Linked DNA regions of Mus musculus: all the other regions are linked to region 2. Evidence: chromatin loops called from intact Hi-C (ENCODE). Cell type or tissue: left cerebral cortex. All regions are shown on one strand. Links, peaks and the distances in the headings refer to the core of each region. The heading gives the core; the rest is flanking DNA. Region 1 overlaps St7 (suppression of tumorigenicity 7). Region 2 overlaps St7 (suppression of tumorigenicity 7). Region 3 has its middle 38 kb from the start of Tes. Region 4 has its middle 18 kb from the start of St7.

Region 1 (8,198 bases), core at 2,346-4,845, 120 kb after region 2:
CACAATTAAAATACAAAAAAAAACTTTTTAAAAATAAATAAAAAGGTAGAACATATCTCTGAGATCCTTGACTTGGGAGTCCTTTTTGTGAACACACAGGAGTGGAACAGCTGGACCATACGGAGAGTCTGTTTTTAATTTTGTGATTAACTTTTATATTGCTATTCTGTAGTGGCTAGACAACTTTACATTCCCACCTGCAGGTTTCCTTTGTCCACATCCTCAGTATTATTTTCTTAATTATTTCCAATCCAACCAAGGTGAGATGGAATGTCAATCTAGTTTTAATCTGCATTTCTACTGATTAATATATGCATTACTAGAATCAAAACTGTCCAGAGGAACAACAAGGGGACTACAGGGGGAGGGAAGATAAAGGAAAAGTGATTTGGTAAATCAGAGCATCTCTCAACTATACAATATACAATATTCTTACATGGCACCCTGTTCAAAAATACATAAGAAACATCTTAAGTTCAAACGTGAATCTAAATGAAGAAAGAGAAAATGACTGTCTGTAATGAAATCTCCAGTCATTTATTGCGATGGGGAAACATTATGTTTACTTAAATGAGGACCCATTACATTTATTCCAAGGATCGATTTCTCAACATAAAATATTACTAAATTTTCATCCATAGCCATACATCTTCTGCCCCTTTTCTGTTGTGGTATCTAACAGAAAGCTTCAAGTCAAGGTATTTCCTCTAATGTCTTGTAGAATTCGTTTTCATAGTCTAGTCCACAAAAACATCACCAACGGTTTCTCCTAAAAACACTAAGTCCGAGGTTTGAAAGAAAATGACAGCCTCTTAGATAAATCTAATCATTTCCACCATAAAAATCAGGGTAACTTCCCCAAAGATCGACAGTGGCTTCTCTAGTCAGGAAGTTCATGATGTATTATATATAGCACACACTGGGGCTGGAGAGATGGTCAACAGATAAAGCGCTGCTAACAAGCAGCATCAGGTCCCCAACACCCACAGAAATGCCAGGTAGCTTACCTTCTAATTTCAGCACTGAGAAAGTGGAGACAAGCTGGCTAGTGAGGTTAGCCCATGACAGCAAGCTCTAGATTCACTGGAGAAATGTTGCCCTGCTGAATAAGGTGGAGAGTAACTGAGGACCCCTTAGAAACATGTGTGGGGGCCTTAAGACAAGTCTCTCACCAGCCTTGGAGCTCAGTTTTCACCTAGGCTGGCAGTCGGTAAGGCCTAGTAATTCTTTCTCTATCCACCATGTACTAACTCTGGGGTTAGGCATTGCACAGTCAAGCTGAGGTATGCATGTGGGCACTGGGGATATGAACTCTGACCCTCACATTGTGCAACAAGCACTCTTATACACTGAGCCTTCTGTCCAGCTCACCTCGTTAAATAATACATTTTCTCCATTTGTCTGCAAGAAAAGAAGGCATAGGATTAGACTCTTTTTGTTGGTTTTGCTTGTTTGTTTGAGACAGGGGATACCCATATAGTTCTGGCTGTCCTGGAACTCACTCTATAGACCAGGATAGCCTCAGACTCACATAGATCTGCCCTGCCCCCCTGAGTGACGGGACTAACGCTGTGCACTGCCACACCTGGCTAGGATCATACTCGGAATCCCTGCACACTGGGTAGTGGTCTGTTGAGAAAGCAGGGACCTGAAAGCGATGATACTGAAGGAGTGGAGCAAGGGAAGCTGGAGATTGGCAATGTGGACAGACAGACCATCTGAGTGCTCAAAATGAGCGTAATTCTCACCAAAAGGACCTTGCTCCTTCTTTTTCTCCCTTCCCTTCCCCTTCCCCTTCTTCCCCTTCTTCCCCTTCTTCCCCTTCCCCTTCTTCCCCTTCCCCTTCTTCCCCTTCTTCCCCTTCTTCCCCTTCCCCTTCTTCCCCTTCTTCCCCTTCCCCTTCTTCCCCTTCCTCTTCCCCTTCCCCTCCCTTCCCTTTCCTGTTCTTGACTGGCTCTTCACATCTTCCCAATCACTTTGGATTAGAAAGCTCAGAATGCAATTTAATACTTCCTGTGTATAACTACTTCTTCAGTAAGTAATCTACTTTGGGGACTTTAAGTATACCAGTGAGCTGACTGCGACTGTGTCTAAAATCTACTCTCTACCTCTAACTCATACTTCCACCTACTAGGTGGTCCTTCAGTTTGAGGATCTGAGCATCTCCAACTTAATACAGCATCCACCCTCCCACTTCTCTTCCCTATCTTATCTGATGCCAGCAGGGCTTGGGGCGTGGGTGTTCACTTTCTCCAAGGACCAGTATTTGGACAGCCATTTAAGAAATAAGGACAATGACAACAGAAAAGACCTAAGTATCTGGAAGTATTCATTCTAAGAACTATTTGATTCTGGGAAAACAGTCCACAGCTTCCTACTATGTCGATGCCTGGAGACATTCTAGATTCCATCATGTCTAGCATAATTCTTTGGCTTTTCATTAGACTCTAAATTTTTCTCATGTTTTATAAACATAGACTCTAATCACATGTGTCCATATCTATTCTGAGTTCTACTTGGTAAATGGCAAAAAACTGTAAATTATCTACTTACCAAACTATTAAGTCCCTAACTGGTTATGTCATCTCTCCATGGAAATTACAGTGAGAAGGAAATACCTCACACGCTTCCCACTTCAGGCCATCTAAGATTGTCCTAGGCCACAGACTTCGGTAATTCTTTCCTCATTTTTCCATATACTGTGTCTGGCAGATCAACTCACCTCAGCCAAATATAGTTAAGTATTCCTACCTTTATGCAAGGAAGGATCCAGGTCTTATCTGTATATCTTCAAGTCAGGCAGGCCTGGTAACTGTCCCTGGAATGTTACCAGGAGACAATACAGAAAAGGCTTCACATTTTTTAAGGGGTCACTAACCTGCAGTGATGTGAGCTCCCTGAGTGTGCACTATGCTGATTGTCCACTAGCAGTAGGACTCAGTGTGAACTCTATGCTATATTTTCCTGATCGTACTGAAAAATCGAAAGGAAGTTGCCCTGGAGAAGTAGCTCTCAGACTCTGCACAGTTGGTTTTAACTTTGATAGTTCTAACTAACTCAGGAGCTAGCCTCATTCCAATTTCGAACGCATCTCTGCGATAGGAATGTCATAGCCCTGTTATTTCATTTCCTCCTCTCGTTTTCTGTTTGTTTTAAACATCTCGTTTACACGTAGGGGCTGGGCAGTTAGAACAGAGAATGCCTAGCAGAATGCTCTCGCAGAATGCTCTCACAGAAGTTTTAAATTCTCAGCTGTTTGACCCTACCCTACAGCACTTCAACCATAAAAACATCTCTTCGTCAGGGTAAGCATGAGTATCAACAACATTACATAATTCTCAAAGATCTATGAAAAGTTTCCCTCCATGTAGGAGAGCCTCACAGACTCATGGACAAGCGCCATCTAGTGGCAAGAAGAGTTACTGACTGTGGGTGTGGTTGATGCAAAGGATTTAGGATCCAAACCCAAATCGCTGACAGCTCTTGTTCAGGACCCAATTTTGTTAACAAATTTAATCATGTAGCTACTGTTTCCAGGGGCAGGCAGGTGTCAGGTAATGGTAAAGCATCTACAGTGACTGGGACAGTACGGTACCGCCTGACTTGGCATCATAAGACCCTCTTGGAGTGAGAGTGTAAACAAGGTCTGTACTGAGCACTAGGTCATGAATGGGGGCCCCAATTACATATGTTATGTCCCAACTAATCCTCACAGTACCCGGTAAATTAATTATTAAATCAACCACTATCTAAGAAACTGACCCTCAAATATTAAATAATTTAAAGAACACAGGCATTAAATGATAGAGCCATCATTCATATATGGCTTATCTATTTCTGTGTCCTGAAATGTGGGTAAATCATGTAAAGCAGTAAGTGGAGTTGTCTAAAACTGCACATCAGGCTATGTATAATATGGATGGGAGAGCCATCGGCTGGATCGCAGCAGATCTCTCAGATTGGAAGCACCACACGCTGGCTAACAGGGCCAGGCCCCACCTTAGTCTGGAACCCCGTGAGGTAAGATCATGGAGTTTAGGATCATGTCTAAGTAAACACCAAAGTTAGCCAACAGTTTAACTCAAGCCAGTGCCTCCTGAAGCTTGACACGGAGCTGGGCTGGGACCACAAGTGTCCTCACAGACAAGCCTTCCTCTCACGGAGCCTGCAACTCCGGTTCCGGAAGTAACTTTTGTTTCTTAGTGGAAAAGTTGACAGACCAGCAGGTCCTTCTCCCACATCGGAAGAGTCTGATTAATCTATAGCCTGCTTCCAGAGAAGAGGAAAAGTTTCCCAGAGATTTAAAAAAAAAAAAAAAAAAAAAAAAAAAAAAAGGTTATCCGCTTCACAAGAGAGGCCTTTTTAGGTTATTATCCGAACATTAAATATCCAAAAGTATCTTTACCTGCCTCCCTTCCTGAGAAAGATGGGTGTAGGCTGGGACTTGCTTTCAGGATACAGAATCTTTGCAGTACAGTTCCATTCTTCGAGTCCTCTCTTATTTATAGAATTAGACCAATCCCACACTAAGAACTGGGAGCTACTTAATTTTCACTTGTTCTCTTCTGATGTTCAAACACACATGATGGTACGGCTAAATGAAAGAGGACAATACTTTCTAAATTCCAGATCTGGGGCTGGGGCTTGTTCGATGGTAGGGCTTATCTATGTTGCGCAATGACCCAGGTCTGAAACCCAGAACAACTATTTTTTGTAAACTAACAATAATGGGAGAATATGCAATCCCAAATCTATATTAACCACATAACAGGTTATTGAGATTTACAAGTAAAAAAGAAAGAAGATAGAGAAGGGAAACTGGGTCTTCCCCTTCCTAGAAATGCTAGTTTTGTGACCAGTAAGGGGATCGATCACACAGGACAGGTATCTTTGCAAACGTTGGAACAGAGACTGATGGGTAAAGACAGCAATGAAGCCCAGAGAACGTGAGAGAGAGCACCTGTGGTGGATTGAATAGAAGAGGCCCCATGGGCTGGCTCATGGGGACTGGCACTACTAGGAGGTGTGGCCTAGTTGGAGAAAATGTGTTAGTGGGGGTGGACTCTAAGATTTCAGAAACTCAAGCCAGGCTCAGTGTCACTTTCTCTTCCTGCTGTCTGATGATCTAGATGTAGCACTCTCAGCTACCTCTCCAGCATCATGTCTGCCTGTATGCTGCTATGCTGCATGCCCTAACAATATGGACTAAACCTGTGAAATGTAAGCCAGCACCAATTAACTGGTTCCCTTTATGAGAGTCTGTGGTCACTGTGTCTTCACAGCAACAGAAACCCTAACACTGGATCTACGCATAGATACAGCCCTGTCGAAGGACTAGAGCCTAAGCAGGAAACTAGAACGGGAGATCACAGATGGAGTCTACGGCTGCAGTGTTGGGGAGGATAGCCGTGTGCCAGAGAGGATGCAGAGAATCCTGCATGCTGGCACCCAACCCCCCATGAGTACTAACTCTGAGTGAAACTGCTCAGAGACCAAGTATGTCAAAGCTGGAGTAAGAGAAAAGAGATGTCAACAAACACTTGTGACACACAGAAAGGGCATTAAATATATTAAAGATAATCCTTACTTCTTCACCTGTAGAGGAAGGAATAAATATGGAAAGGAAGAAAACTGGAAGATAAAGCTGGGATTTGAGTTATCAAGTCAACTCATGAACACAAGACAACCGATAAACACGGACTACACAGATAAGAAAACAATTTCCATGTGACATTCTGTATGTATGTGTCTGTCTGTTTCTCTCTTCCTGTCTGTCTTTCTCTGTCTGCCCCTCTTTGTTGTCTCTCTGTTTCTGTCTCTGACTTTGTCTCTTTCTCTATGTGTCTGTATGTGTGTGCATGCATAGGCTCCTTCACTATCCTTAAAAACTAGAAATAACAACTTCAAAATGGCAATAATTGTATCTTGTGCCCAGATCATCTCTTCTAAATATTTTTCTCCAAACCAACATAAATAGGAACCAGAAGGAAACTGCTGATGATAATGAGACTGAATATCTTAGAAAGTAACTGAGTGTTCAAAGCACGACCCACTGGCTGGGCATGCTAGTGGCACCAGCCTGGAATCCTAGCACTTAGGGACACTAAAACTAAAAGATCATGTATTCAAGATCATTCAAGGTGACACATAATCCATTCCAACTGGGCTACATAAGATCCTGATACAAAAACAAAACAAAAAATTCACAATACCTGTACAGCAAAGAATTAAAGATGTCAGCTGGGGGACCAATGAGTATCAAAATGATAACAGATGCCAGAATAATGATTCATGCTTATAACCGCAGCATTTGGGAAACTGAGGCAACCAGACTCTCACAAGTCTGGCCTGGGCAACACAGTGATTACCAAGTCAGTCAGACATAGCGGAACTTGTCAATAATAATAATAGCAAATTATTCTCTACTGAATAGAAAGGAAAACCAAGAGTCTATCCTGGAATGAAGAACTAAATGAATATATTAAGGTCTGATGCAGAATTCCAGAGTTTCAAAGTGGCTTTCCAAAAGTACTCATTAACTACTGAAGGAAATAACTGTGCAGCAAAGAATTCTCCCAGAAACAAACTCAATCCTAACTATGTGATAGAAATGAGAACCATCAGTGCAGAGCAAATGAAAATTAAGTGCTATCTAGAAGGCTTCAATGAGAAATGCCCAGCCACTCTGGTATAATCTAGCCAAGGAAACATAAATAACTCAAACTCAATCACTAAGATCAATGGACACACCTCTACAAAATGACCTCATAAAGCCCTCAAAAGTATCAGTCATAAAAATCCAAAAGAGATAAAGGGGCTTTCTAGATTGAAGGGGTCGTGAGAGACAAGACACTTCAGTGCAAGATTGTAAATGGATAGTCTGCGCTAAATCAAACTCCTGGGGTCACTGGTGAAACTTGAATAAGATCTGAGACTTACATGGTGGTACTGTTCCGATGTCTGATTAGTTGATGCTATTTCTCATTTGGATGCTAATCTGATTATGTAAGAGAATGCCTCTATATGCAGAAAACACACACTAACATATTTCACAATAAGAGTGAACTACATCATTTGTGTATTCTCCCTCATGGGGTGCTGAACTAAGATTCCAAATTATCTGTAATTTGAAATTATCTTAAAATAAAAATTCTAACTTAAAAAAAAATGTGTCAGGCTTGTGAGGGGGTTTTCCATATAAACTATTTGTTTTCCTTTGGGACCCATGCCAAATAAAAGAGTTCGGCTTTTATACAAGATCATGTACTAGGGAGAAGAGGCTAAGGGCTGACAGCCTAACCATGCACCATCAATCAGAAATAAAACTGGAGGAAAAGGCAGTGTTCTCAGGAGTACAGGACAAGGTGGGTGATTAGAAAACAGTGGGGCATTCTAGTCAGGGGACATTTAGGGCTCGGGGTATTTGAAAGCATTGGGATTCAGAGAGCTATAGGAATTGTAGAGGAACTGAGTGGCCTTCACAACAACTAAAGTGAAGAATTTGTAAGATGATAAATATGAGCACGATGAAAATGGTCACACAGGAATAACACATTCCTTAAGTGGGGGTTGGAGTAAGAAGGGAGGCCATACCAACATCCAGCTGTCAGGTCCGTTGACACTGAAGATAGAGCCTAAGATACTAGGTATAGATTCTCCATTTTGTTTGCTAGGCAACAGAAAGATATTAAAGGATTTGAAAGCAATATCCTAGTTGCAGGAGAGATTAGGAGAGATTAGAGGCAGGAAGATCAGCTAGGAGATTAGTGTAATAAGATTATAAGGGTTGAAATAAAAGCAGAAGAAAGAACTAAAGAGCGACTCATGACGCACCATGAATTTGACAGTATTTTCTAACCGAAGACAGGTAAAGGGAGAAATGGAGAGAGATTATTAGGATTTTATTTGGGTAGAAAAGCTAACTCCCTCGGAAGGGAGACAGCTGGAACGAGAGGACTCAACACACTGACCCTTTGTTATTGATAATGTATTCATTCGCAACACATTCCTGACCACACTGCTGGAAAACAGTTATTTCATTACAGTCTCTTGATGGAACTTCACTAACATAAGGCTTTCTCTCCGTGAAGCATCAGTATCTTCATAGGACATATCCAAGCACTTGTTTTCCTTCGTTCGTTTCTTTGCTTGTTTCCCTCTTTCCTTCCCTAACCCCACCCCAGTTCTGGGATTGTAGG
Region 2 (8,198 bases), core at 2,782-5,281:
GGATAAATTTCATATACATATTCCGTATGAATTCTTGTTTGTATTAGTCAATTTAATTTTTTATTCATTGGCTAGAGAGAGAGGAAGAGAGAGAGGGATGCACATGTGTGTGCGTGGGCATATACGTGTAGTCCAAAGGATAACCTCGGGTGTCAGTACTTGATCCACCTTTCTTTTTCTCCCCACTTCCCTTTTCTTCCCTTTTGTCCTTCTTTTGAGACAGGCCTGGATCTCATCACATAGTTGAAGCTGACTGGCCAGCAAGCCCCAGGGATCCACTTGTTTCGGCCTACTCAGAGTTGGGATTACAACGATATGCTACCAAATCTGGGTTTTCTTTCTGTTTACATGGATAAGGCATCAAGATCAGGCCCTCATGCTTACAGGGCAAGAACTTTACCTCCTGCTCTATCTCCCTAGCCCTCCTTGTTCTTCTTATAGAGCCCAGGCCGGCCTGCAACTCCCTACATAGTTCAAGCTGGTCTCAAACTAGATGTCCTCCCTCGGTCGCCTCCTGTGTGTTGAGATTACAGATGTGCGCCAGCAAACCTAGCTGTAGAGCAGACATTACAACATCAGAACCAGGATTTGGAACAAGCTGGAAAACTTTCCCAGCCCTAAGTATCTGAAGGGTTTTCCATACTTGCATCTGCAGGGCGAAGATGATCTGAATCACAAGTAAAGAATGTCTGGTGGTCCTGGGCAGAGAGGTTCATGTCATAGTAGGTCAGAGGCTCTCGTCCTGTGACCCAAGTGTACCTGTCAGGTGCAAATATGATGGTTAGACAGTTTTGAGAAAGGAAAAAGACCTATAAAGGAGGAAGGTGCACAGAGACTGAAATGCAAACCACTATTGAGCATTAAAATACCTTTGTTCATGAACACCATATTTTTTTTAAAAATCCTGCCCTGGGTTGAGAGAAAGCTCAGTGGGAAAGAGCACTGAGTGTTCTTCCAAAGGACTCCTGTTGGATTCCCAGCAACCACATGGCAGCTAACAAGTGTCTGTAACTCCAGTTGCAAGGGGAATCCAATGCTGTCTTCTGGCCTCCCTTGGCATTGCATGCACTTGGCACACAGACACATGCAGGCAAACCAACCACACACATAAAATTAAATAAAAAAAAAAACCCTCAAAAAAGTCATCCTGTTCTTCCTTCGGGAATTATATAGCACAAAATACACATATTCTCTTGGTTTTGCCTTAACATTTTAATAGTCTTTGCTAATGGAAAACTTCCCTAATTGTTATTACAAATAGATATTTCCCCAAACTATGAATTTCTAATTTGCCTAATTACTTCACTCTATTAAGTTGCAATATAACTTCTCTGGAATCCATATCATGAAGTTGCAGAGCCTTCAGAATCCGGGGTCTGTATGATATATATTGAAAAGAGTATAACTGCAACAGAAGGCAGTAAGGTAGCTCAGCAAATGGGCTATTTGCAACCACTCTTGAAAACCCAAGTTCAAGGTCTAGGACCCACACAGTGCAAGGGAAGAACAATTCCCACAAGTTTTTCTCAGAGTACTACATGCAACATACATACACAGACATTAATAATTTTTTCTAAGAATAAGTACAATAGAAAACAATCACAACCTATAACTTTGTATATTATTCCAAACTAGAATGCCAAAGTATCTATAAAACAGAAAACTCAAACCACTTGATGACTGTATCCCCAAATGCGGAAGCTGTTGGATGTGGTGGCATGCTATAATCCCAGAACTCACTTGTGAGGCAAGAGGATCGGGAGCAAAGGCACCCAGCCACCAAGCAAGTTCTGGACAATAAAACCCTGTCTCCAACTGAAGAGAAAAGGAGGTAGGGGAGGAAGAAAGAGGAGAAGAGCTGGAAACGATGGAGGATCAAGAAGGGGGGAGGAAAGTGATAACACACTATTCCGTGACCCCTAAATGAACCAGAGGCAGCACTTGCTATCTTTGCTCTCTAAACCACTCATTCATTTCTCACTGGCAAGACTCACCGATTATATTCCGCACCCCTAAACAGATTCAGTGGATTTCGCCATACTTTGCATTCTGTAACAAAGAGGAATATGAAATGACATGTAAGTCAAATGATATTAAGAGCTAATTAATTCAGTAAAACACCCTTCCTGACCATTTGATAAGAATATATGATTCTCCATCCTTTATGTAGGAAACTGAAAAACAAAACACAACCCTGGAGATTAATCAGGCACTGAGAGTTCTCAGGCACTGGGACAGGGGAAATGTCACCTAATCTCTAGGCTCAAGTTTCCTCATATTTCAAATGCTAGTGCATGCCAACATCAGCTACTGTGTAACTTTGTGTGGTCATTCTATGAGATTTGAGCAGATTTTATGAATTAACTTTCAACAATAAAGGAAAAAAGTACATATTCAAATGGGACTACTTTCTGTCACTCTAGCACATATCTCTCAATGACATTATCCTTGACAAACTACAGCTCTGCAACAACACAGAGCACTAGACTTGGTCCATTAGGATGATGGCAATTTTTATTTGGAGATAACTCACTAGATTAATATTGCTTTTCTAGGAAGGGATAAGAGAATTAATGTTACCACAATTGCAGGAAGAAGTTCTATGAAAATAAATCATTTTGGAGCATCTTCACATCTTTTACTTATACTGACAAAGCAGAGAGCAACAGTCTAATGTCATGTTGTGAATTACTAAAAGTATATCTTGTTATACAAGGTGCACAGAAACTAAGACCATGGGGCTTTCACTTAGAGAAGTCCATCACAAGGTTTAAGGTCATGTTATAGTGAGCATGTGATTGATAAACTACAGTTGTTTTCACACATCCTATGAAGACTACCTAATAATTCACAACACTAGATTTCTCTGGATAAGTACAGTTTTGTTAGAAAATAAAACTCACTTAACCAGAGTCAAAACATCAGTCCTCAAAGAACATACCCGCTAATGTGTACAGTCACAACTACGGCAGAAAGTCAAGAGACCAAGAGTCAGAAGATGATTCATTAGGACTCTACAGCAGGCCTGTTCATCCAGCAGCCTCCACCATCCCTCCAGCAGCCTCCACCATCCCTCCACCCACATGCGCATCCATCTACCCAGTAGTTATTACTTTTAACAGTGGAAGAGACATGTAAAGCACCATTCTGTATGACCCCTTTAGTTTACTGCTGAATAGTAAAGCAGGTACCAACTTACCCTGGGGTGTACGTTTTCATGTAAGAGACATGAATTTATCTCTAAAGTAAGTTGGTCTCACTTTACATTTACTCAGTTTATAATGGCACAAAAATTTGTCACTTGACATAATTTGTCACTTAATGCAGCATGTATGAATTCTGTCCTTAAGAAAGAAACTGAGATTTGATAGTTATCACTTCATATGACACTAACTAGAAAATTATGTTTCCTTTAGTTAATTATTTGCTGTCCAAACAAAAAGCCCATTAGAAGGGTCATGAACACTGTGATTCCAGATCTTGGCTTGAAACATGGTGGTCAGCTGAACAGTTGTGATTCCTGTCCTTAGAGCTGGTGCACCTCTAACTCCACCTCCTCTGACTGTTCTTCAATTAAACTCAAGTTTCATCATAAATCCTTCAAGGTTTTTAGTTAACATAAAGTAAGCTGTGTCTTTCGTGAAATGATAAAAAAAATGTACAATAAAACATGGATATTTGAAAAGATATTTCTTCTCATATTTAATTTGATTAGAAATACCATTTTACAAAAAATTCTGTCAAACAGTTTTCTCCAACAAGTATGTTATTATAGTGCCAAAGGAAATAAGCACCATTCAAAACCCAATTGACAAATTAGGATGAAAATTATCTTTGGTTAAATTTCAACCCTATCACCTCAGTTTAAGCAAAATATTTCTAAGGAAAAATAACTCTAAAAAGAAATACTGTGTGTACCTCAGATAGTCACCAAGCCGTACTGAAGAACACTCAGTTTAGGAATTTCCAAAAAATAGCCAGCAGGGGGTGCTGCAAACGTTCTGAAATGTTAAATTTATCACTTAAAGAACTAAGCTCTTGTTAACTTGATGTTGTGAAACTGTTCTGTATTAACTTTTAAACTAACCCTGAAACTTAGAAACTGAGATGCAATTAGCTGCAGCAGATGTGAAGGGGGAAAGGCGCTGACAAAGTGCAAAGCCATTATCTTCCCAGATTACATTGTTGAAATTTAGGGCCCAAGGCAGGCTATTTTTCCTTAAGAAATAAGCAATATAAAGGTCATCTATATACACACAGCAAATTCTTGCCTTAAGTGATGTGATTCATCTTTGCTGCTCTTTTCTATAATCTTTACTATGGAAAATTGTTTTAGCATGAAATTGACTCCAGAGAACACACCCCATAAATATCAGTTGCCTGGTGTGGCTTAGTATACCATGAACAAATGATATAAATGCCAAACATGAAGATTCCAGAGAGACGGACCTCCACAGGGCAAGAGAGCTAACACATAAATGCTTTTCTTGTGTATCCTTTTGGGGAATGAACTTATTTCAGATCATATTTCAAATTTACCCTTCAAAAAGAATGTTCCATTCTTCATTATCTTCCTAAAATTTCGAGACAACTGGGAAGCACTCAAAGTCAACTGGGACTCCATTAGGCGCTTGCTCACATCATTAAGAGTCTACTTGTAAGTATGCTCCTAATACAAGAATACTCTCTGTGCTTTGGTTGTCAGTGTCCATAACAGAGTCTCCAGTCATAGCTCTGATGGAAATGTTGTGACCTCAGCATGTATGAAAGAATACCAAAACTCAAGGGGAGAGGAACCAGCTACCATTAAAACAACACGACATTTCCCAGTCTATAGAGCACATATACTTCTTTGTCAAAATGGGACAGTTGTTTCTATGTGGGAAACAAAGAACATAAAACATAATCCATTAAGGATTTCTAAGGCAAGTGCTGGATGTTTCCCCAGGTCCCACTAAAACCTTCCATCACTACCATCAGCACTTGGTACCTTTGACCCAGTTCCTGGGCTAGATGCTTTTATGTCAACTTGACACAAGCTGCAGTCATCTGAGAGGAGGGAGCCTCAAATGAGAAAATTCCCTCTGAAGATAAGCCTGGCTGGCATTTTCCTGGCATGAGTGACTGGTATGGGCAGCCCCAGTCCTGTGTAGACGGGGACTCACCTGGTTCTGTGCTGAGATTACAGCCTCCAGCCTCTTCATCACAGCAGAAATAGCAACTTTTATCATAGTGTAAGCTTAGCTTTCACTGATCCTTTCTATAAGGAGGTCTGCAGCTTATCATCTACATTCCTTATATAAATTAGTGAGGTGTACATATTAGACCCTTTCCTCCAGGGTCACAGTAAATAGGGCTGAGAACTGATGTCTAGACTCTGTCTGTTAACCTACAATTGGCAAAACCACATTTCAACATCCTATAATTTCATCAATTAAATTGTCCAGTGGATGGACAAATCTCAAACTTCCTCTCGCGAAGTGTCAGTTACTTCAAAACAATAATTCCAAAGTGTCTAAAGTTTTCATTGAACATATGATTATTATTATTAGAGTAACCCCAAGTGAATCAGTCGTTGGTGGGATTTTCCTACAGTTACTAGCTTTGATACTTCAGAAATGAACACCTAATCTGATATATCATCCTGATCAATTTTAGGCAATTATTAGAAGTACTCCTTTGGAAAAAAAAAATAACTAAGCCCTAACTACTTTATAGTTTTTCAAAATAACTATTTTTGAGAAAAACTCTCAAACACCCGACTGCTGTGCTGGGCCTGCTGGCTGCAAAGGAGAATACCACAACACGAAGGGGCATTGTTTCCAAGCTGGGCAGCAGGGGCCTTGAGCTATCTGAGCTTTAATCAACTTAAAGAAGATGGAGCCTCAAGCAGAGACCTTCTCTCCAGATTTGTGCCTGTCGGGACAGAACCCCCAGGGCAGAAAACACCTACAGAACTGCCAGTAAGCCACGTGGGGAGCAGCGGCTGAGAGGGAGAGGCCTGTGCAAACTGCCATGCTACTCCTAGTTGAGGATCCTAGGCCCACCACACCGAGGGAGCGAGCGAGCGAGCGCAGGAACATGAACAGGGACGAACCTCCGGCCACTGCGTTTGCCCCTGCAGAGGAGCCAGCTTGGGCCGGACACCATGATCCCAGAGAGCAGAGGACGGATGGGACCTTGGAGCTGAACCATGGGCCCATGCTAGCAGTGGAGCCTGTCCAGAAACCAGAAAGGGCCGGCACGGGCCGGGAGGCCGACCCCTCAGCCGCCGCCGCAGCACCACAGCAGACTGGGCAGGACTGCTTTGGCCTGACCTTGCTTGCACCCTCGGGCTAGTCGGAGCCGCTCCGCACCGGTCGCAGGCGCCGCCGAGGAGGGCTGCGTGGGCGCCATTTTCCACCTCAGCACAGGTGCAGTCGGTTCCTCACAGGCCCGCCCGGTTTCTCTAACACGGCTGGCTCCGTAAGTCGTCTCGATTGCTTTTTTTTTTATCGGTACGTAACATTTGATTTCATTTCAGCTTGGATGTCAGTATCTCAGCGGAGGTAAGATGATTCACTTTTATATTTGAGTAACTCCTCCGGGATCTACCTTCTGTGCTTCAAATGTCAGTGTGCTTCAAGCTCCCCACAGCCTTGAGCACCAGCAGTCCCTGATGCTGGTCCCTTGCTCTCACATCCCCGTCTCCGGGACCTGGGCTGTCGCTTATGGACCTCAGGTCCAAAGCCTTTATGGTTTTGTGGCATTTTGTAGGCATCATAGTTTAGAGTAAGCAAACTGCTTGTGTAAGGAGAAAATAATTTTAAAGAAAAAAAAAATGGTAAAGGAAACACGGATAGCCTTCGTTTAACAAATTGTGTTGCTAATAAAAAACAGGATTAGAACCGGGCGTGGTGGCGCACGCCTTTGATCCCAGCACTCGGGAGGCAGAGGCAGGCGAATTTCTGAGTTCGAGGCCAGCCTGGTCTTACACAGTGAGTTCCAGGACAGCCAGGGCTACACAGAGAAACCCTGTCTCAAAAAAACAAAAAAAAAACAAAAAACAAAAAACAAAACAGGATTAGTAATTGTGCCTTTTAAGACCATTTGTATGGTTTGCCTTATTCAAGATAGTACCGCTTTCGTCAAAGACATGATGAGATGGCTAAATCTTTTTATTCACATGTCATACATTTCTAACTGGACATTTCTGACTAAATCAACGCCACCAAATAATGTATTAACCCTGAAATAAGTTTTAAGTAAATGTATGTTCACTAGGAATTGAATGAATCCATTCTAGACTTCTCCACTATATAAATAAACATCTCTTTTGTACTACACTATACATTTTAATGGAATGATTTTGAAAAAAACAATGGCTAGGGAAAATCACTTTCCAGCCATGCACTAAATTTTGGCATGTAAATATCTAGTTTACCATCACTAAGACTATTAATAAGCAACCACCAAAGGTCCCTAATACATAAAAATTCATAATTTTGCAAAGGGAAACATCTGAACTGAAAGCTCTGAAAAGCTTGTGTGTAAAGGAGTCACTGACCATGTAGCCGTATCTCCCAATTCTATGTCTAAAGTCAGTTTATCTCCTATATAGAATGCTGTCCTCTGACTGAATTTCTGCCTGGCCTCATTTAATTCCCAGAATATTCTGTGAAGTTCTTATTTCTATTATTCTCATGTTTTCAGACTAAGCCACTAAAGCTTATTTAGGAAAGGTAAATGGCAAGCCTCAGATCACTGACTGTGAAAGTCCTAAAACTAGGACTTGCAACTTGACCTGTCAATTACTGCGGCTGAGCTGCTGTGGAAGACAAGTCACACATCGTGTCCTGCATTTTGTTACAGAGGATTCATACCATTGTTATTAAGGTTTTCCAGGCAAGGTTAAACTTAGAATTTTCAACATCCCTGGCTTTGCCTAGCTAACACTGAGTTATAGCAGTGAGCCAACAGTGAGACTTTTGGTTACTTAATAATTATGTTAACTTTAGCTTTGTAGACCTTACAGAGGGTCTGGGGCAGTGACATAAAATACCCAATTAGTCCTTGAGAACTTTTATCCATAAGGTGGTGCACACCTACATGTAACATCTAAAACTCTGGAGGGGAGGCTGAAGGACTCACAGTTTGAAGTCACCCTGAGCTCCAGAGGACAAGACTGTTCAGGAAGAGGGAGAAAATTCTCTCGTATT
Region 3 (8,198 bases), core at 2,483-4,982, 820 kb after region 2:
AAAACCAAGGTTCTAATAAACTGTTTAAAGGTCTAGGAAATTGTTCTGAGGTAGGTAAATGAAAGTTATAAAGGATTTATCTTTTTAAGATTCTTACAATCTTCAGAGAATCTGCCTCTCACAGGTCAAATGAAGAACTGTCCATTATCAGCCTGTTTCCTTCCCTGCTTGCCCATTCCTGATTGTGGATCTAGTTCCCTTTCCCTGGCTCTGGAATTCCCCCTACCCCTCCTCCAACTATCAAGACCATGGGTGTAAGAATTTCAAATGTACATTCCCCCAAAAGTTTTTCTCCCTAAGCTCCTATCTTCTGTCCCCAACATCAGGTCTTCTCTCAGAACCTGCCTCCAGGACAGCTCCAAAACAGCTACCCACAGGAGCTCCGGCCCAGCCTCACAAACTTCTTCAGCTGAGCCTATACACTCCTACCCCAAGGTGGTTCCACAACCTGGACAGAGTGCATCAACCAGCTTTTCCTGGACGTGGGCCATATCCCTGCTGTTTTCTCATACTCCAAAACTGTGTCCCAAAGTCAGCAGGAAGTAGTCATGGGCAATTACGGCATCCCTTATTCATTTATAATCAACAAAAGATTGGGATGTTTGGTATCAGACCTAGGGTGAGGGACTGAGGTGTATATTTTACATATCAAAGAGGACCTGGCCTCCAGGTTCTCCCAGAATCCCTCAGTCTCTACCTGACAGACCTTGCCCCCAACCCAGAACTTTCCAGGACAGGGGCTAGGCTGTCCTTCCCCCAGAGGCTCTTCTCTATATAATCCAGACATTTTGGTTTCTCTCTGTCCTTGTCTCACTGTTTCTGTCTGTCTGCCTGTCTGCCTGTCTGTCTGTCTGTCTGTCTCTCTCTCTGCCTCTCTATCTCTGTCTCTGTCTCACTGTCTCTCTCTCTCCTCCTTTTTTTTCTCTGTGCTTGAGCCCTTTCTCCTCCCAATCCCGGGGTGACTCCCCTGGGGCCTCAGTGCTTGGAGCCAGGGAACTCTCCTGAGTGCAGCTCCCCCCAAAAGCCCTGCCCTTAATACAATCTAATCTGGCTTGAATTGGCTCATTTCCCGGGTGGGGAAATAAACAATCACCATCCACTGTGGGTGGCACTGTTTCCTAGGCCAGGGATCTTGAACTACATATGAGTGGAGGAAGAGAGCTGAGTGCCAGCATGTGTGCACTGATTCTGGACAGGAGAAAATAATGGAAGTGACAGGGGACTGAAATGGAAGACAATACTTTGGGGCCAATAAGGATCTCAGCTCAAGAGCTGGTGAAAACTCAATAGTTGATACACAGAACAAAAACTTCATGGTCTAGTAGTGACAACTATTGTTTAAAATTGGGAGCAGGTCATACTGAAGGACAGGAAATGGGGGATGTTTTTGTGCACTGTGTACTCAAACGCTGGCTTCTGTACCCAGAGATCTGGTTGCAGTCTGGACTTTGGTATTGCCATTATTAAGAAGTGTTTCCCTACTCAGTATTTTGTAAAGCATTGTTCTCCATCATCTGCTGATTGGTCAGTAAAGAGCTGATTAGCCTGTATGTGGGCAGGAGAATGTAAGGTGGGAGGGACCAGTGCCTTGAGAGAGGTAGAGTCTCCAGTGGGCAAGGGAAGTTGCTACGGGGACACAAATGAAACAGGAAGCCAGGGCAAGAACAAGATGGCAGCTAACAGGACATGTGGCTGGGCAGTAGACTGGGCTAGCATAGTCGGGTTAGAATAGATCAGAATCTGCCCAGTTAGTGCAAGAACTTTATTAAAAAATATAAAGGTCTCCGTGTCATTTGGGGAACAAGGGTGAACATAGAAAATACCTGTACTTTTATAAGAGAGGATTGTGTATTAGAAGCAGAAAAAAACATAAAAATACTGAGCATAAAGCTAGTATAGGGGCTGGAGAGATGGCTCAGCGTTTAAGAGCACTGACTGCTCTTCTGGAGGTCCTGAGTTCAAATCCCAGCAACCACATAGTGGCTCACAACCATCTGTGATGAAATCGGATGCCCTCTTCTAGTGTGTCTGAAAACAGCTACAGTGTACTTACATATAATAAATAAATAAATCTTTTAAAAAAAGCTAGTATAGTATGTTAAAATATTTTAGTACTTAATTTGAATTTTTCATATTAAAATTAATATGAATATAATACTTGAATTTTGGAAATCTAGAAAGCTAAACTAAAACCAAATTCTGTGTATTCTTGTAGTCTTAGCACAATCACACAGTAACTGTTGGAATGTTCATGCCTTCTTTCCACTCTGACACATGCAGGCAGGCAGCTAAGCCTGGGTAGGGCTGGAATCTGTTTGGCAATCAAGGAATTTCATTCTTCTGCGAGAGAGATCTCTTGAGGTTTACTCCTGTGTGACATCCAAGGAAAGTGGCCGTGTTCTTATCCTTCCCGGGTGACGTCATAGTTGCGTACAAGGCACTTTATTTTGCTCACGTAAGAGGTAGATACGTTCTGTGTCTTGACTAGGAGAGTGCTTGTATTAACACATTTGTCAAAACTCATCGTACCATAGCCTTAAAACAGGAGCACATTATCACATAAAAATTATGTTTCATTTAGCTGGATAAAATAAAAAAAAGTAAGTATAAAACTCACTAGTCTCACCATGATCATCAGGAAGAACAAAATTTAGACTGTCTAAAGCTGGATGACACAGGTAAGTCAAACCTGGAAGAAAATACTGGGGTGGGAAACCACTGACTTCCTCTTCATATAATACATTAAGTTTTCTGTTTGTTATGTGAAATATCAGTGTTTTCCATTATTTTAAGGTTGAGAGGGATTGGGAAGGTGGAAAAGCCAGTGTGTGGTGCTGAGGAGGAAAAGCTTTACTACAGGGTTTGATGTCCATCCACAGCACGAGTTCTCTCAGGGTTAGATCAAGACTAACTTTGGAGACAGTAGCTGTCTAAGACCCTAGGGCCATGTTGGCGTAGGACTTACCTATTCTGCCTTAGAATGAAGAAGCCCACTCCTGTGGCCCGCTCTTCCTTGGATCAGGAGTCTTTATCATGAAGGAAGAGGTTCTCGCCCTGTAAGTATCGCAGGACTTCTCCCAGGAGGCAATTCTATATCCATATTTGGACTCCACTCTGCCACACCTGAGGCTATTGATGAAATAGGAACAAGTGGGGTTTTGGAGCCCCATAAACTTGGAGATGAAGGGAAATGATGTTCTCACTTGATCTGTGCATTTTTAGACAACTGGGGTAATGTTCCTGATATCATAGATGATTTAGAAGTCTGTATTTCTAAGCAGGAATAAATTCTGCAGCCAGGAGGGCAGCCAGATGACAAAGACCAATGAGAAAGGCGAGAAGGAGGCTTCCTCATGTTCTTAAAACTGGACTGAAAAATTGAAATGATTCTGCTTGCTTTTTCTAAAATTGAAAAGTTCTTCTCCTCTACTAACCATTAAGCCGTTAAATTTGATACATCACGAATCTCAGTGTTTATGGAGACTCTTTCCTCGAGAAGGAATAACCAAGTATCAAGTCTGTGAGAGGTGTATCTTACTCAATTTAGGATGACAGGTTTGAAAACTTAACAGTATGGAAGAACGTTGCTGCCACCTAATGGAAGAGATGTATACTCGTTATTCTGAAATAAGCAATTTCCTTCACCAAACAAGGAGCATCCATATATGGCGGTCATAACTACTTCTACAAATACACTTGAATTGCAAACTAACTTTTATTTATATTATTTTCAAATCTATTGATATTCTTGTGCTTTATATGCGAACACCGTGGTTGTGGAAATAGCAAAAATATGCAACTGGTTTAGTTGTGCTCTTTATGTGTGTATATTTAAACAAGATCTTTCTATATGGCCAAGATGGCCTTGAAATTACAATCTTCTTCACTCGGGCTCTATATTTCTGTGGTTACTGATGAGAAAGACACCACCTCACTTTTTCTGTTTAAATAGAATTTGTTCTCTTACAACTTCACTAAGACTGAGTTTAATAAAGGCTTAGTGATCTGGTAGATGAATCAAAGATATTGATTTATTTTGTTTAAAGCACTTTTGGGAATCCTAATAAACCTATGCGTGAAAGAAGGGAGAAAACAGTTGGACAATTATAACAAACTGTGACAGAGAATGTCTGGGTGTGCTTGTTCATGTATGTGTGGAGGTGTGTTTGCCTCAAAGATAATAAGTTACTCAAGATTTTTTCTATTTTAAAATTATAATTATTTAAAGCACTGGCAGCATTGATTTCTCACTGCCATTTTTTTCTCTCGGGTGAAGAATGCTTGACAGGTTGTCAGATTAATCAATACTTTTGGATAAAAGGAATTTGTTACCTCATACACTCTTTGAAGGTAGAGGAAGGGGGTGTAGGCGCAGGTCTGCAATACAGGGGCAGTTCTGGAGGAGAGGGGCAGTTGTGGAATACGGGGGTAGGTCTGAAATATGAGGTTAGTTCCGGTATACAGGGGCAATTCTGGAATACAGGGGCAGTTCTTGAATACAAGGGAAGTTTTGATTATGGGAGCAGTTGTGAATACCCAGGCACTCAGACCTTGCCTCATGTAGTGCCGTGAACCACGAGTCAGGACAACAAAGAACACCCCCTACCCCAAGGAAAATGTGGTACAGAGCCAGGAACCCCAGAGGGAATGATAGGACAGCAGGACAGTGGAAAAGTGCAAAGAAACAAGAGAACAATCCAGCAGAAGAAGTGAGCGGCACGTGGCTCCAGGAGCACAGAGAGAAACAGAGGGCTCCTGTAAGAAGAGCCTGGTAGAGAAAGTCAGCAGCTCTTCCGGGAGCACAAGCCACAGCTCTCTCTCCAACCTGATCTCCCTGGGGCTTCTGGGAAGATAGAGATTTCTTTGACAATGGAGGTGAGGGACATTTTGTCACTCAGGAGACTTGGAATGCTGTGTGTAAGCACTTTCAGAGAACAAATCTGTTGTTTAAGACCAAGTTATTCCGAGGCCTGAGAAAAAGGAATAAACAAAATGGAGATCCAGGTCAACCTGTCACAGCCTCCCTAGGAAGTGACAGTCCTAGGAGGAGAGAACAGATGCCGACATACCTTAGCCAGAAGCTTGGCCCAGGAAGAAGAGTATACAGTGGGAAGTAGCCTAGTCCTTTGGCAGCTGACTTTATCACCTGAGAGTGAGTGTGGAGACTGAGTTTCTTGCAGTGAACACAACTCTTCTGTAGGTGACTGACATTTGCACGGTTGGGTGGGACCAGCCTAAAACACAGGGATACAGATCTGCAGCTTAGCTACATCCGACACCCTAGTGCTATGGACCGTAGACGCCAATCTTACAGGACTCAGGAAGGAACCTCTCTCACACGTTGCATTTATTTACCATGTTTTCTTTTAACGGGGCTTGTGATAGAATTCTGACTTACATTTTTGTTTGTTTGTTTTGTTTTTATTTTTACATAAGGTGTCATGTATCCCAGGCTGGCTTCAAGCTTGCTCTGTAGCTAATGGTGACCTTTTGTGAACTCTTAATCCTCCTGCCTCCACCTCTGAATTGCTGAGATTACAAATGAGCAACTCAATATTCAGCTTAAAACTTCAGTTTTAACTTTAATGCCCAGATTAATTTTTTGTCCTACACTTCTGATTTCCTTTTGTCATTATTCATTTCATTATTGGTCAATCTCTTTATCTTTGATTTGCTCTTTGAAGGTTAAATAATGTTCCCCTTTCCATTTCACCCTCCACCCCCCTGCCCCCACCACACTATGTATCCCCAACTCTCTTTCAAATTCATGGCTTCCTTCTCTCTCTCTCTCTGTGTGTGTGTGTGTGTGCGTGTGCGCGCGCATGTCTGTCTGTCTGTCTGTCTGTCTGTCTGTCTGTCTGTGTATTCCTAAATTGGTAAACACAATGTGCTCAGCCCGTATAATGTTACTTGTATATAACTGCCTTCAAGGTTGAAATAAGCACATGGTGTGCTTTTTGTTACAACTATTCTTCTTTATCTGTCTTTTGTTTAACCCTGCTTCTCTATTTGTCCCCTTCGCTGTCTCTATCACTTATCTTATTCATTTACTATTTCTGTATTTACTGTAGGGAATTGGTCTGATGCTGCTTGTATTCAAATGCTAAGTTCTGTACCCTAAGATCTGGTTGCCCCCTCATGAGAATATCCTCAAGGAAGAGGAGATCCCCACCCATGCCAGCTTTGTTGTTTAAAAAAACCAACTTGATCCCTAAGTTATCCCTGATTTAATAAAGATGCCCTTAGCCTGGTCTGGGCAGAAGAGAGTGGGGCAGATCAAAGGCTCCAGGACTTGGGATTCTCTGGCAGGAACCACATGGAAAGGGGGAGATGAGGAGAAGGAAGAAGATTCCATGGGGTAGGTGCATCATGAGCACATGGCCATTAAGGTCGGCCTGTTGGAGTAGGAGCAGCCAGGGAAAACATGACAAGTGATATCTTGGGGTTATTGATGGGGAAGTAGACAAAATAGCATAAAGGGTAGATATTTGCCCATTTCTAATGCTTTAAGGATTATTATCACTATAGAGGGTTTTTTATCTTTTATTTGGGAACTACATTGTCTAAATGGTGTAAAAAACCCAGAATAATTTTGCACAACAGTTTACTTTAAATACATATTTTTTAAATTTCATAGTACATACTACATCAGTTGCGACATTTTCTCTTTTATGGTAATTTTAATTGAGGTGTATTTAGGAGCTTTAATGAATAATTGATTATGTGTGAATTTAAGTATTTTTTATATCTCCTTTGCTTTGCTGTTGCTGCTGTTAGAGCAGTTTGTTTCCCCTCTGTAGGTTTCCTGGGGATTGAGTCTTTGAGATCAGAAGAAACCACTATAAGGCATGAAGAGACATCCAGAGGACACACAAATGCAATAGTGACAATAAAGCATTCAGCACGACTCCTCTGAGAGAACTTAACTCCTTAATTACCTTAACTACTCAGTCCAAAGGTACTGGACTGGGTAAAGGTGTCACTTGTAAATGTAGTTAATATTTCATAGAGGATTAGAAGCAAAGAGATGATTAGAGAAAGTACCTGGGAAGAAAGTCACATAAATACAAATGCAAAGATATGATTTTGAGAAGTAATAAAATGTACAAAATGAGACTCAGTAAAATCAAATAAAAATGGAGTAGGATGTATCACTAATAGACTAGACAAATTATAGGGAAAAAGTCTATCAAGGCTGGAGGACAAGACAGAACGTGTTCTATATTTAGGCATCAGTTAAGAACAATTAGTAAATTAAGCCATAGTTTATAAGAACTCTGGGATGTGATAAAGAGATCAAACCTAGGAAGTAAAATAGAAGAAGAGTTGGTTATCAAAACCTAAGATGTATAAAGCCTTCACAACCTAGGATATATAAAACCTATCTATTGAAGCTATAGCAAAAAATTCCCCAAACATAGGAAAGAAAATACACATCCATATAAAAGAGGTATTTAGATTCAGATAGATGCAGCCATACAACAGAAATGATGAAGGCCAGGAATGATACATTTCAGGCCTTGAAAACAAATCATTACTAAGATTGTTAAATTAGACAAAGTTATCTTTATCTTTTTAAATTGATGCACAAATGAGCACATCCAGAAAGAGCCCTTTTGTGTCTTCATCCCACAGCGTCTGAGGAGCAGCAAACCCAGTGAGTTCCATTTCCCAAGCTGGATGCTTAGCTTGGTGGAGTCTCTCCCTTTGTCCCAGTGCAAGCCTTAGCTGAATAGGGCTTTCTCTGTAACAGTTATAGCTTCTTTCTCAGCACTAGCCTTAGCTATAACACTAAGTTTCCCAGTGCTCATTTTCTTGACAAACTGAATGCTCTGTGTTTCTTTCTAAAAATTCTCACTGTAGAGCTGCAGACAGTTGCATGGATTCAACCTGATCGTGTCTTGAAATATCCTCCACTGAAACAATTACTTGATTACTTTTAAATTCATCCTCATGGGACTTATCAAGAAATGGATGCTGGTGCACACCTTAAATCCCATTGCTCAGGAAACAGAGGTTGGTGGTTCTCTGAGTTCAAGACCAGCCTGATCTAGAGAGTGAGTCCCAGGGTAGCCAGGGCTACACAGAGAAACTCTGTCTTTAGAAAACAAAACCCCAAAAACTAAAAACCACAAAAATCCAAAACAAACAAACAAACCAAATAGGAAGGAAAGATCCACATTCTGTGCCAAGATATC
Region 4 (8,198 bases), core at 3,140-5,639, 170 kb after region 2:
CAGAGATCCGAGGCTCCATCATTGTCATCTTGGCTGGAAGAACATGGCAGCAGGCAGGCAGCCATGGTCCTGGACCAGAAGCTGAAAGCTCACATCTCCATCCAAAAACAAGACGTAGAGCTACCTCAGAATGGCAAGAGCCTTGAAACCTTAAAACCCACCCCTAGAAGAATACTTCCTCCAGCAGGACCGCATTTTCTAGTCCTCCCCAAAATGGCCATCAATGGAGATCAAGTATTCCAATGCGCAAGATGTATGTGGCAGGGGAGGCATCGCAATCAAACCACCACAGGTGTGCTGGCTATTCTTTTTTTTTCTGCCAACCTCTAGTCTGGGAAGGGGAAACCTCAGTTGAAGAATTGCCTCTATCAGTTTGACCTGTATGTATCTCTGTGGGGGCTGTGTTTTGTTTCTCCAATTAATTAAAACTTTACTGTAAAGAACTTATAAATGAAGAGTTATGCACAGAAAGATTAGACAGGCCCAAAGTCTACACATCTCAGTGAACTTCTGTGTGGTTAGGATAGCCTATCTGAAGGAGCGGAGCCTTACGCTGGGTTTTACAATTATCCACCATGTAAACAAAGTCACAAGCAACAACAGAGTTAAAACTAGAGCAATTAGCTTTATATCTTCCTTCATGGATCGGTGTTCCTTATCTTGGTTATGATTGATATTCTATTTTCCTTATTAATGATTGCGATGGAACGAAGCCTACTGTGGATGGTGCCACCCCTGAACAAGTGATCCTTGGTTGCGTAAAATGCAGGCTGAGCAAACCACAGACAATAAACCAGGAAGCAGATACCCTCCATGTCTCTGCTTCACTGCCTGCATCCGGGTTCCTGCCTTGGCTTCTTTTGACCGTGGACTATAACCTGTAAGCCAAATAAACTGTCTCCTCCCCACGTTGCTTTTTGGTCAGTATTACTCGAAGCAACAAGAACACAAACTGGGACAAAGGAGTAGATAGCTTTTGGGTTAGGTCTTAAGGTATAGGTGGAATATGGACTTGAAAGGGACAGAGAAAAGAGAAGGCTAAATGGAGAGGGGGTAAGCACAATGAAAATGGTGCAGGAAAGTGAGCCTCGCCCAAGAGTCCCTTCCCATGACAAGAGTGAGCTGCGTCCAGGAGTTCCTTCCCATGACATGAGAGTAAGCCGTGTCCAGGAGTCCCTTCCCATCACATAAAGCACTAGAATTCACAACCTAAGCATGTCCACTATAACCAAATGTCTGATAAAATAGCTTAAGGAAGAGCTCATTTTGGCTAACAGTACAATCGTCATGATGGCAACAGGAGCAGATCTCAGCGGTGGTGAGCAGGAACTAAGGCAGCTTGGTAACACCCGGAAAGATCAGCAGACCATCAGCCTCCAGACCAGCCCCACAGTGACCCACCTCTTTCTGCGGGGCTCCACCTTGTTAAGGTTACAGCACCTTCCAAAACAGCACCACCGTCTAGGAACCTAGTGCAAAGATGCCGGATCCTGTGGGGAACGGTTTACACCCAAACTATAACAGAAATACTTTCCTTTTCTGGATGAACTGATCTACTTTTATGCTTCGCTATAGTCTGAATATGATTTGCTTGTGTACAAGAGTCCACTACAGTAAACACTGAAGCCAGTGAGTTCCCCATTGAGAGGTGCTATAGATCCTTTAAGAGGCAAGGAAGTGAGGGCTACTTTTAAAAGTGGTTCTTGGAGGAAACGACCTTAATTCATTTTTTAAAATCTTTATTTTTATTCACGTATATGTGTATGTGAGAGAATGTGTGTGTGTGTGTGTGTGTGTGTCTGTGTCTGTGTCTGTGTAAGCATGTGTGTACATGTATTCACAGAAGCCAGAAGAGGGTGTTGGATCCCTTGGAGCAGGAGCTATAAGCTACTCAGTGTGCATGCTGGAAAACAAACCCCAGCCCTCTACAAGGTCAGCAAGCCCCCTTAGCCACTGAGCCATCTATCCATCTCCTGACTTAGTGATGACAGGAGACAAAGACCTGCCCTTCTCTACTCTCAGCCTTTCTTTCTATCTTCTATCTGAAAAGCATCTCCCATCAAACCGCCTGCCATGGGACCCTTGCTAGAGACCACACAGTTCAGACTTCTGTCCTCTATAATAGATTCATAAGCCTCCTAGAATCAAGTGTTTTGTGATAGCGACAAAAATAGGCCAATACACATTTTAAACAACAATCAAGAGAGGTTTTTTTCCCGCCTATATGATGTAATTAGACCGTTCTGTTGACTCTGTACCAGCTTATTCATTTACTTCTTAAGACGGATTTGCTGAGTGCAGTTTAGAAGTCTAGGAGTGTGGGCTACACTGGTGACTAGAACAGTCTCCTGCCCCTGTAGAGCTTACAACCTAGGACTGGTGGGCAGTGCGAGGATGGAGATGAAAGGACAAAATAAACAACTGTGATACAAACAGACCCCTCCAATGCATCTTCATCATGTCCAAAGAAACGCTCTACCTTAATTTTGAATAAGCATAGGATTTAACTTCCTGAGTGACTTGTACATCAGCCTGTTTCTTTTCTTTTCCTTTTATTTTTTTAGATTTATTTTTATTATTTTATGGGTAGAAGTGTTTTCTCTACATGGATCAATGTGCACGATGTCCATGCCTGGTGACCAAGGAGGTCAGAAGAGGTCATCAGATCCCTAGAACTAGAGTTTCACACAGTTGTGAGCTGCCATGTGGGTGCTTAGAAGCAAACCTCCTTCTCTACGAAAGTGGCAAGTGCTCCTAACCACTAAGCCAACTTTCCAACCCAAGCCTGTTTCTTTCTTAGTCTGGGGAGGAGGGGAGCTGAAAGGGTGGAAAGAGTTGCTTTTTTATTTTAATTTTTGAGACTCTCATATTGAGTACTATATTTGCATCATTTCCATGAGTCTCTCTCCACTCCAGTTCCTCTGTGTCCCCCTAACTCCCTCTCAGAATATCCACCTCTTCAATTATTATTATATATATGTATATATAATGTACACATAATGCTATATATACACATACATATATTGTACACATGCATGTTATATATACATAATATACACATACATGTTATATATGTATATAGAATATACACCTACATGTTGTTGCATGTACACATGAATGTTATATATGTACACATACAAACACAACCTGCTGAGTCCATTTGCTGTTACTAATGTGTATGTGTGTTTAGGACTGATCACATGTGATTAGATAACCTATCAGGGATTTGTCAAGGTATATAACAGATTCTCAATTCTCATTCTCTCAGTAGCCACCAATTTCTTACAGCTCTTCAACCAGGGATAGGGCCTCATAAGGTTTCCTCCATCCATGTTAGATGTGAACTGGCATGGTTATTGTGATAGTCTCCTTTAGCTGACTATATTATTGAGAGTCCATGAATGTAGCATTTGCATCCTGTCTAGAGGACACTGTCTCAAAGCAGGTGCCCTGGTCCTCTGGATCTTACAATTTTTCTGCCCCTTCTCTATCGTGTTCTCTTAGGTACAGGGATTGTACCAAAGATGCATCAAAGATGCACCTTACTGTCATTTGTTCTCAGCATTCTGAGGCCTTCTACTTTGTTTTCTATATATACTTACTACTTCCGGGCTTTTGGTTTGTTTGTCTGTGTTTTTGTTTTAAGTGTCTGTAGGCCAAGCTAGCCTCCAGCTATCTATGTAGTTAGGAATGAATGTGAACTCCCTGATCCTCCATCCTCCACCTCCAGGGCTGGCATATCGGTGTGCAGCACCATGCCCCGTTGGAAGCTTTGTTGGGAACCGCGCAGAGGGTTTTAGGCATGCTGGACATGCGCTTTGTCAACTGAGCTACATCCTCTGCTCTTTCTGACACGGTGCTATTGACGGGTTCAGTGTCTCTCTCTTCCCTAGAACAAACACCCCTACTTGGAAAAAGCTTGTTAAGTCAACTATGGTGAAAGTTTCACAGTGTAGATGTGCTAAACGTCCTCCCATAAATGTTTGAAAGTGACTGAGGTTAAGAGCATTGGAATGTGAGGACCATGGAACCCAAATATAGAAAAGGTGAGTAGGTATTGTAAAACAAACAAACAAACAAACAAACACAGGGAGGGGGGAAGAAGAGAAGGAAGGAATATACATACATGAATGCATTTGATTTTGACAAGAGGGATTGTAAGTTCTCAAATGAAGAAAAACTTCAAAACATAAGAATATATTTTCAAACTTTCTACAAATACTTGTTGAGGTATTCGTAGATCCATATCTTAAGGACCTTCTCTTCAGCTGCCGTGGGGGAAAAAGTGTTTGCAGCATCCTTCTGCTGAACAACAGCCAAGTTTCAACAAACTCGTATTCTGCATGTGGGATACCTACAGAACTTCCTGGCTGAGTGTCCTCAGTCAACAGTGCTCAGATTTGATCAGCCTGAAAAAGAAGACAGCGACACCTGCCGGCAGCTTTCAAGAATTGCATGAGATTCATCTCCTTGCTGAAAATGTCAGAACTGTCCTGTCCTATCACCCCGCTCAAGCGCATGCTTAGAATCACAAACCACTTTTCCGATTATGCAGAGCATTGAAACACTTAGTGGAGCCATTCATGATATCTCTAGTAACAGAAACGACAAAACATAAAATAGGTAAGAAGTAGAAAAAGAAAAACTGTGCAGGTGAGAATGGGTTCAGTGAATGTGCTGCAGAATATATAGTTAACTGTTCTATTGCTGTCTCGTGACCAAGAGAATTGCTGGGAAAGAAAGCATTTATTTGCATGTTTGCTGACAGTCTTAGAGGCTTAGTCCATGACCAACCATTATGACTGGCAGCAGACAGGCACGGCACTGAAACAGTAGCTTAGATCTTTCCATTGTGATCCACAGGGAAGAGAGAGGCGAAGGGATGGAGGAAGGGAGGGAGAGAGGGAGGGAGAGAGCGGGATAGGGAGGGGGAGAGGGAGGGGAGGGAAAGGAGGAGGAGGAAGAGGAGGAGGAAGAGGGGGAGGAGGAGAAGACTGGGCCTAGTATGGGCTTTTGAGACCTCAAAGTCTACCTCCAGTGTTACACCTCTTCCAACAAAGCCACATCTAATTCTTCCCAAACAGTTCCACTAACGCCAGACCGAGCACTCAGACACGCAGTGTTATGGGGGTAATCCTCTTTCAAACCACGACAAACAGTGTGTGTAATTAGAGATGTTCAGCCTGGCCTGCCAGATGACTCTGTGGGGAAAGGAGTTTGGTACCCGAGTTCAATCCCCCAAACCCACATGGTGGAAGGAGAGAATAGACTGCAGCAAGTTAGCCTCTGACCACACTCTTGTAGCCTCTTTCTCCGGTAAAATCGTTTGTTTTTTAATTGATTTTACTTTTGAGATTATAAAATGATTCCATCATTTCTTCCTTCCCTCTCCTCCTTCTTGCTATTTCAAATTAACACCCCGTTTTCATTAATGTATATATGTATAAGCATATACATATGTAGCCTAAAGTATAACTTGTTCAGTCTATGTAATGATACTTGAATGTATGTTTTCAAATCTGACCACTTGGTTTTAGATTGCTAAATCAGTGTGCTCTTCCCTGGGGAAGACTCTTACACTCTCAGCATTCATTACTGGTTCTTCATGTAGGACTGATGTCATGTGGTCTCTTCCCGCTACCTTAGCATGTCTGCTATTGTTGTTCTTGCTTGGCTAGTGTTTAGGCAGTCATGCTGGTGAGACTTTATGGCTGAAGCATCTGACATTACTAGAAGACAGTTCTTTTTCTTTCTTTTTCTTCCTTTCTTTCTTTCTTTTCTTTCTTTCTGTCTGTCTGTCTGTCTGTCTGTCTTTCTTTCTTTCTTTCTTTCTTTCTTTCTTTCTGTCTTTCTGGCTTTTTTTTCATTCTTTTTCAATTGTAAATGCCCTGAGAGAAGAAAAAATCCTTTTCTACCCTTTTCCTTTCTAGTTTTGAAGGTTGTTGAAAGCAACCTGAATAAAGCTTATTAATTTTAAAATGTCCATTATTTGATTCAGCTATATCTTAAAGCCCATTTGGTATATTTTTTTCTTAACTATCAGATGAGACGGTGTGAGAGCGAAATTTTATTTTTAAGACTGTAGAAGTTAGGACTGGTTCTTTTTCATAGCCCCATTCTCCCAGAAATAAGACTCAGACTCAAAATATATTTACAAATACCTTGGCCATAAACAGACGGCAGGATAATTTTCAATGTTCCTAGAGCAGAAGAATGATTTTTGAAATGATAGACATGCCTATTACCCTGGTTTGATCATGGCATATATACATGTATTGACATATATGCCCAATACATGCAATGACACGTCAGTTAAAACAAAGTCTCCCTGCTCTGGCAATGGAGTTCTTTGGTTAGTTCCACGAAGCAGCTATGCTCTGGGAAGAAACTGCTCATTGTTCCTGGAGAGTTCTTCACTGTCCATTATAATCCTGGCTATTGTTGGCTCTCAGCTTTCCAATTTCACTGTGTTTATTTGTGTGATCACACATGACAGCTTTCCCAGCACTGTTTCTGTTTCTCCATTTTTTTTTTGCTAACTCAAGATAATTGTTAAAAGCTTTTCCCTTTTAAAATGTATTTTGTAATTGGGTAATAATGTTTGATAGTCACATTATTTCTGTATTCAATATCCAAGGAACTCAATTTTGATAACAATTACATGAACTCGGAAGAGGAATCCAGGTCTCAGATGAGAACGCAGCCCCCAAATTTCAGTCTAGAAACACCACAAAGGGGGTCCTGCTAACACCACACACCTGGATCAATGGAAATGTTAATAGACTTGTGCCATGTTGCTAACACTGTGGTTACATGGCAACAGAAAACTGAAACAAGAGGCTTGGGTCTGAGCCAACGCTTATTCCTGTCAGAATTATGTGTTATGGATGGTTATCACTTTGGATATGAAAGCCGTAAGTTACAAGTGAGAGAAGTCCTAACAGCCAAGTTCAGTAGATTTGGGGACACGTTTAAGTCAGTAATTGGTTGGTATACACAATCCTTAAAATATTTGATTTCACAGATTAAACTCAGCTTAGGTTTTGTTTTTTGTTTTTGTTGTTGTTAATATTCTAGAGTTGAGAATGTCTAGAGGTCTAGAGATGACTTTCTTTCTGCATGGGGATTAAAAGTTGTCACAGGCATTTACCTAGGGGCACAAGTGATGCCGAGCAAACTGTATTGTACCCAATTGCTAAGAGACACAGCTTTTAGCCCATGCCAAGCTTTCTTGTCTACCAGACCCTACTTCTGGTACAAAGTTCTTCACAGAATGAAAGGCAGAAGTCATCTAAAAATAGACCAGCCCTAAATAGCAGTAGCTTAAGCAAGAAGTGTTTATTTCTTGGTGAAGTCCAAATAGCCAAAGACTTGTAAGATTCTCCAGGTAAGAGATTCAGGTGTCAGAGAAACTTCGATCTTATGTCACGGGGTCTTGTTTGGTATTTGGTATTTAGCATTGCTATGAAGTTGCAAATACTTTCTTCTGTGGTTAATTTATATTCTGACTTTGTTAAGCCATGGAAGAAACTTTGATTTTTATGAAACCAAAATATATTTTTTTATTATATGGATTCTGAGCTTTACCTAAAATGAACCCACTTTAACTGATATGGAACAAACGATAATTTAAAATCTTGACACCATCTTAACTTGGTATATGGAAAAAATATGAGTCTAATTAAACTTCTTCCCTTTGACTATTCTATTGCCTCACCACGTTGCCTGGAGAGGCTGCCTTGAGAATCAGGACTGGCACTAAGTTTTACTGTCTACACGTGGCCTCCAGGAAAGACCATGCTTTTCCTGCCTAAAATGCTAATGCAGCATGCTACTTGGATAGATTTCCCTATAAAGAATACTCAGTGAATTCCAGACACAATGTAGTAGTGCCCTTTGGTTAACAGCATATTAAAAGTATTTTGCTTTTAACTTACTGGGGGATTTCATCAGTTCTGTGTGTGTGTGTTGTCACACGTAAGTTTATACCTTAATATAAGAATTCCTGTAACAGAAAATTGTATCTAATATGAAGAGCTATTAGTAAATTAAAAAAAAAAATTGGGTGTCTGTATCCCTGGCTTCCCTGGAACTCAGTATGTAGGTTAGGCTGCCATCTGAGAGATCCACCTGCCTAGGCTTCCCCAGTGCTAGGATTAAACATGTGCACCATATCTGTTTCACTATTTTCCCTTCTG

The links. Peaks named below come from ENCODE experiments on the same cell type or tissue, not always from the same donor. Only the 100,000 strongest peaks of a DNase experiment are listed, where the experiment ranks them.
Region 1: it touches region 2 in a loop (3-fold over the local background); 37 of 42 quality-filtered maps call a loop at or near these places.
Region 3: a loop joins it to region 2, with 4 times the contacts of the local background. A loop is called at or near these places in 2 of 42 quality-filtered maps.
Region 4: it touches region 2 in a loop (6-fold over the local background); 37 of 42 quality-filtered maps call a loop at or near these places.

The regions. Positions count from the first base shown.
Region 1 is chr6:17,721,449-17,729,646 of GRCm38, reverse strand. The region is part of intron 1 of St7 (suppression of tumorigenicity 7); the gene reads right to left. Among named protein-coding and RNA genes, the nearest start is that of St7, 32 kb to the right of the region's middle. In left cerebral cortex, for the core only: a CTCF peak has its summit at 3,412 (motif pointing left); a DNase peak (open chromatin) is centred at 3,392.
Region 2 is chr6:17,838,760-17,846,957 of GRCm38, reverse strand. It overlaps St7 (suppression of tumorigenicity 7), which reads right to left. Exons shown (of 16, transcript NM_001289624.1): 4 at 1,995-2,049; 5 at 644-759. Gm52894 (a long non-coding RNA gene) reads left to right here and starts at 5,920. Exons shown (of 4, transcript XR_003956410.1): 1 at 5,920-6,465. In left cerebral cortex, for the core only: a CTCF peak has its summit at 3,980 (motif pointing right); a DNase peak (open chromatin) is centred at 3,989.
Region 3 is chr6:17,023,147-17,031,344 of GRCm38, reverse strand. No RefSeq gene overlaps it. Among named protein-coding and RNA genes, the nearest start is that of Tes, 38 kb to the left of the region's middle. In left cerebral cortex, for the core only: a CTCF peak has its summit at 3,595 (motif pointing left); a DNase peak (open chromatin) is centred at 3,582.
Region 4 is chr6:17,671,818-17,680,015 of GRCm38, reverse strand. No RefSeq gene overlaps it. Among named protein-coding and RNA genes, the nearest start is that of St7, 18 kb to the left of the region's middle. In left cerebral cortex, for the core only: a CTCF peak has its summit at 4,443 (motif pointing left); a DNase peak (open chromatin) is centred at 4,441.